Linked DNA regions of Mus musculus: region 2 is linked to region 1. A link is a loop called in an ENCODE intact Hi-C map of the cell type or tissue named here. Cell type or tissue: left cerebral cortex. All regions are shown on one strand. Each heading gives the region's core, and the rest is flanking DNA. Links, peaks and the distances in the headings are about the cores only.

Region 1 (2,920 bases), core at 139-2,638:
ACAGGTTTCCTCTTGATAATTCTCTGGCTGTTTCCTCAACAGTATAAACCCTCCCTGCCTGCAGCCTTTCCTGACTTGAGTCAAAACATTACTCAGATGGTGGCTGTTGTCAGCAGGATCATAATCACAACCCTCTGAGCCAAACACCAGGAGGTTAATAAAAGCTGTTTTTGGTGAGAAAACATCATGTTGTTCTTTGTCTACCAAATTTCTTAGCAGACCTCAAGAGCTCTCACTAGATGAAGACTATAAAGAAGATTTCTATTTGTAATGCAGTTGTCTCATAACTAGACTTTTTGTTAGTCCTGTGGTCTGAGGAATAGACTGATAAGAGAACATTCCTAAAGATGCTTTTACTGGATTTGCTGTTCTTGACATACACTGAACCTGTTTGTATTAATGACAGGAGGGAAAAAAGTCTTGTTTCCTCTGCCTGTTACCTTTTTCAGCTTATTGCAACTGTCAAACTTAAGATAATGAATATTTTCTAAGTTAGAGGGGTAGAAAAATCCCTACAGCTGTGGATGCTGCTTGTATGATTCAGTGCAATATCTCTTCCACTAAAACAATACACCTGACTTTGTTGAGCATCCTTTATTGTCACACAGAACAAACTCACATACCTTCACCGGGTGAACGAACAGTAGATTCTTCTGAGATTGGCCCAGTTTGACGTTGATAGAGTGCCACAATGATAGGATTTCGATTGGTTAGTGTCTGTGATGACAAAAGATAAAGGCTAAAGACATTGAGAAGGAGCAGAGAAGTAAGAGAGAGAGAGAGAGAGAGAGAGAGAGAGAGAGAGAGAGAGAGAGAGAGAGAGAAAGAAAGAAAGAAAGAAAGAAAGAAAGAAAGAAGGAAAGAAAGAAAGGAGAGAGGGAGGCAGGGAGGGAGGGAGGGAGGGAGAAAGGAAGACTGATTCACGACACAGATTGCCCTGTTTGCATTGATTGTTAAGCATAGCTGCCATTTTTTAAATGTATAATCCCATCGCACAGGAAGTGATGATTCTGGCATATTATACTATGATTCTAGCATAGCAATAACCTGAACACATACCCAAATTAAAATAAAACAAAACATGCCTATATCCTTCATCTTCCTTACTTTTAGAAACTCAGTTTAAATTTCAAACTGTTTACTCAATAGGCTGTATTTTCGCTGCAAGAAGAGCCTAAGTGATCTTTTTCTCTACACCTGCAATGATTATGAAGCCTAACAGCGGTAGCTCAAAATAGGTAGAATAAATAGAGTTTCTTGAGCCTCTCGGACCCTCTATATTTAATCTTAAGCAACCTGTACAAAAGAACTGTCACCTGCCACACAAGCCACACTCAAACTGGATCAGATTACCCTGATATTCTTGCTCTCTAACAAGGTGTCACGGTCTATGCGTTGCTGCCCTCTGCTGGTAATATGTGAAGCAGCAAAAAGAAAATGGGGAAAGGTGTTTATCTTACAAAAAGTTTGTACAGACATTTATATGGAAAATAAATATCGATACTGGCTAACATTTTAAGGACTCTAGGAGCGGAATGGGTTTGCAACCCCATAGGAAGAACAACAATATCAACGAACCAGAACCCCCATAGCTCCCAGGGACTAAACCACCAACCAAAGAGTACGGGGTGGGGGTGGGGGGCACCCATGGCTCCAGCTGGATATGTAGCAGAGGATTGCCTTATCTGGCATCACTGAGAGGGGGGCCCCTAGGTCCTGTGGAGGTTTGATGGCCCAGGATAGGGGAACACTAGGTCACTCAGGCAGGAGTGGGTGGGTAGGTGGGGGAGCACCCTTACAGAAGCAGGGAATAGGGGGCTTGTGAACAGAAAACTGGGAAGGGGGATAACATTTGAAATGTAAATAAATAAAATAGTCAATTAAAAATGAAAAAATATTCTTCATTTTACAGGTGTTTGCAATAGTGCAGTTCTTATGTAGCAGTATACTGGAAAAATTAATGTAATAATTAATATTTTGTCGATATATCAAAATGTTTGACACTTTATATTGTCATGTTAAATTTTAGAATTTATGTAATTTATTTTGAGGGAATGTCACAAGCAAAGCAAAGATTATATCTTCATAATATTCCCAGAATATACTGATATATTGCATTTAACTGTATTTTCGTACTAGAGTTGCTGTAATTAAGTTGTTGGTTAGACACTCATAAAATTTAGTCATAATTGCAATAATTTCTCTTTGGCATTCCTTATAACTACAAGGTAAAATAAATCTGTGAAATTTTGCTCTTATATAAAGTGTCCATTAGAGGACATTTAAAATATTATTAAATGAATTATCTTTCCTCAGTGTTACTGAATTAATATAGATAAAGAATGAATTGGTAGGGTTAATTTTTACATGAAGAATACAAAATTAAACGGTAGGAAATCACAATGGTCTTAGTGGAATTTTAGTCACTATATTAATTATTTGTAATAAAACCAAATTAATCTCGGAAGACTCTTAACACACTTAATTTCAACTAAGAAAATACCTTTGTTCAAATGCATACAAGAAATTCTTTCAAAAGTCCAACTAATTGGTAGTGACTATAAGTGTATAGAGTCCATAGTCTTAAGTTTGAGGCATAGCACCTTAGAGTAGGAGTCTAAGCCATTTGATTCAGGAGCTGTGATGTATATTTAATACACACACACACACACACACACACACACACACACACACACACCAGGTCAAAAATTTGAATTTATGTTTAAACTACTTTTGATTCTTTTGTAATTGTCCTTTTTATTTCCTCAGATGAAGGGATAGGAAAAGAACTGTACCCAAGATGTGGGCTGAAACCAGAGAGTTTCCTTCTCTGTTCTAACTATTCCTAGGCTGAGGCCTGGAAGCTTCTAGCCTCCATATGATCTTCCAAACTACCTAATTCAATCCTCTTTCTCTCAGC
Region 2 (2,920 bases), core at 218-2,717, 1.4 Mb before region 1:
ATCCTGACTAGGTGGCTCCAAAGCCAACTTCTCAGCCTCTTACCGTTTAGGTTCTGTAGTTGAGAAAAGCAGGAAACGACTTTTAAGCTTCTGCAAAGCTGTCTTCCTCCCTCGTGCCATCTCAGTTCAGTCAGGTGTTGAAACCAGAAGAAATGAGGTGGTTTTTAGCTTTGTTCCATGTTTTCCCAGTAGAGGGCAGCAGTTGCCTTTAGAGGACCCCAAGGGAAGGTTAGGCGTGTGGAAGCCGCAGCCCTGGAGCAGAAGCTGACTGAGGTAATCCGGTTAGTCAGGTGGCTGCTCTTTTATAGGACAGGTAATTGAAGGGTGATGATCTAAGTACTTGCCACTTTTATTTTGAATTAAAGATTTTAAATCTGTGTTACATTTTCTTTAACAAATCAAAGAAATGTAATAGACGCAATTCATGTGAAAACCAAGAGTCTTAAGTTTGGGAGATAGATTGGAGTGCTTCCAGGATTTCGTGATTCAATTAATACAGTTTAGTAGTATCAGGCTATTTTCAGGCAGTTCTTTGGTTTCCGAGACACCTTAGTGCTGGGTGAACAGAGGCAGAAGGGACTCCAAGTGTGTGCTAACTAACTCCGAAGGAGGAGGAGAAGTGAGCCAGACTCGATTCCAGCTGCCACGTGCGCTAAGCATTGTGACAGGAAGCAACCTTGGAAGAGAGGGTTTATTTCAGCTTATACGTCCGGGTAACGGTCTATCTCTGAGGGAAGTCAGGGCAGGAATTGAAATAGAAACCGTAAGGAAACACTGCTTACTGGGTTACCTGGATCATGTTCAGCCAGCTTGTTTCTTACACAGTCCAGGTCCACTGCCTTCATCCATGTGCCCAGGGATGGTGCTGCCCAGAGTGGGCGGGCCTCCCCATGTCAATCATCAGTGACGACCGTTTCGCTCAGACATGGCCACAGGTGAGTCTGAAGGCAATGATTTAGTTGAGGCTTCCTCTTTTCAGGTGATTCTAGGTTGTGTAACGTTGACAACAGAGGTATCTGGGATACGCAGGTGCATCAGATAGGCTCGGGGCTGCAGTCCTCTTAACTCGTGTGTTTCTTAACTCTCCTCCTACAGAAGCAACTGCGTGTGTTGGTGTACCATTGAGGGACCACATGCTCCTAGAGAGGATGGTGGAGGTGTTACCTCTCATAAATGTTAGGGCTACTGTTCGGCAGGTACAGTGTCTGGGGCAGGTCTTCCGGGGACAGCGAAGACGCAGAGACTCTCATTCCTTCTTAAGTGTAAGGTCAGTTTAAAAGACTTCCTTTGGTGGGAGCAGTGCCTTCTCCCACTAGGGGGCGCTGTCAGAATAGTTCATTTCAGTCCTGACCCTCGGAATCGCTGACTGTTGTATAAAAACAATCTCGCTGCTGTCGATTGTGTCCTTTTGCTCAGTATTTGTGCTGCGTGTGAATTTGACAGAGGTGAGGGCAGAGGCAGCAGCAGGGCAAAAGCATCACAGAATATTACTTTCCGTGCAGACGACCAAGCAAGAGAAAACAAAACAACCCCCAAACATTTTATTGTTAAATTTTTCCCCTCTCCCTGGGTTTGCTATGCTGTGTGTTTTTTGTTTGGTTGGTTTTTTTGTTTGTTTTTCTCTGATCCTCACTTGGAGGGAAAGCCTGTGCCTTTTAGATTGAGGTGACTTTTCAAGACACTGAGCTTTGTTAGGTATGGGAGGTTTGGGGATCCATTTTGGAGATTTGGAAACAGCGATAAGAATTCTGAAGTAAGAGACGCTGGTTTTAAACTGCCAAGAACTGTCAGCATTCTGTCCTGGAAACACTTGGGCGGAATCATTGGCTGTGTTGCACGGCAGCCACGTGCTTGAGGGCGGTATGTTCGTGTGCAGTCAGCGCTTCCCGTTTGCCTTTGACAGACTTGCTCAGCTTTCCCAAGGATTTGTATGTACATGGCTGTGTTTTCCAGGATAGGCTGCGTATGTTTGCTGATGGAGAGCCTTTATCCCTGCTTGCATCCCACCTCCCGCCCACAGTTCGCCAGCCTCTGTACCTGACTCCCAGTTCACAGCTTCCTACTTGGAATCTTCGTGCTGCTTCCAGGATGAGACCTGCAGCACAGGGAGGGCAGGGCCGCGAATGGTTCCTTCATCCCTCTGGGCTCTGTTTCCACCGTGCCCACCTCAGCCACTGGTGGGTTTATTGCCTTACAGAGTTTGGCACCGGGAAATAGAACCTGGGAAATTCGCACGTGTTTCCCACGAGGGCTCTCTGCTGGTCCTCTCCCTGGTTCAGAAAGCTGCCCCTCAACCAAGCTGCACTTTAACGCGCAGTGTCTTCACGCGGTCATGTTTTGTTTGGACATTTGCATGGCAGCAGGAGGTCGTAGTTGGAAGGTCTGGAGAAAAGGACTAGCTGGGGGGAGAAGCTGAATGTTGGCTGGGTTTTGGGGGTAGGAACCCATCCCCTTTCCAGCCTGAGCTTTTTGCTTCCCAACCTCTAGAACTGTAACAGGCTTCTGGCTTTAGCTTCTGCACAGCCATGCCTTCCCCACCACGAATGAAGGACCGTGTCCCCGTTAACTGTGATCCAAAAATCGATCCCTCTCTCCACAGTTGTTTCTGTCAGGTGTTTTGTTAACGAAGACAAAAGCCACTCACTATTGCTGTAGCTCCAGGGTGGCTGGGTGAGGCTTTCTCATGTCTCCCGAAGCCCCAGCTGCTCCATGGTCTTAGTCTGTACCACCCTGGCCCTGTGACTGCAGCTCCATGGCCCTGTGACCCCGAGACCCCGGTTCTGTCATACTCTGTGTCAAGCTGAGTTCCCGCCCTTCGACTTTGCCGCGGTGCAGCCTCTGAGTCCCGTGGGCTTAGGAGCAGTGAGTGATCTGTTAGTTCCTGTGTAGACTGTGCTCAGCACTGTCCCTGCAGGTATTT

What was found. Peaks named below come from ENCODE experiments on the same cell type or tissue, not always from the same donor. Only the 100,000 strongest peaks of a DNase experiment are listed, where the experiment ranks them.
Region 2: a loop joins it to region 1, with 7 times the contacts of the local background. A loop is called at or near these places in 16 of 42 quality-filtered maps.

What each region holds. Positions count from the first base shown.
Region 1 is chr2:66,960,778-66,963,697 of GRCm38, reverse strand. No RefSeq gene overlaps it. Among named protein-coding and RNA genes, the nearest start is that of Scn7a, 180 kb to the right of the region's middle. In left cerebral cortex, for the core only: a CTCF peak has its summit at 1,400 (motif pointing left); a DNase peak (open chromatin) is centred at 1,396.
Region 2 is chr2:68,348,114-68,351,033 of GRCm38, reverse strand. All of the region lies in intron 10 of Stk39 (serine/threonine kinase 39), which reads left to right. Among named protein-coding and RNA genes, the nearest start is that of Stk39, 120 kb to the left of the region's middle. In left cerebral cortex, for the core only: a CTCF peak has its summit at 1,305 (motif pointing right); DNase peaks (open chromatin) are centred at 666, 869, 1,314 and 1,893; H3K4me3 peaks cover 1,282 bases; H3K27ac peaks cover 1,358 bases.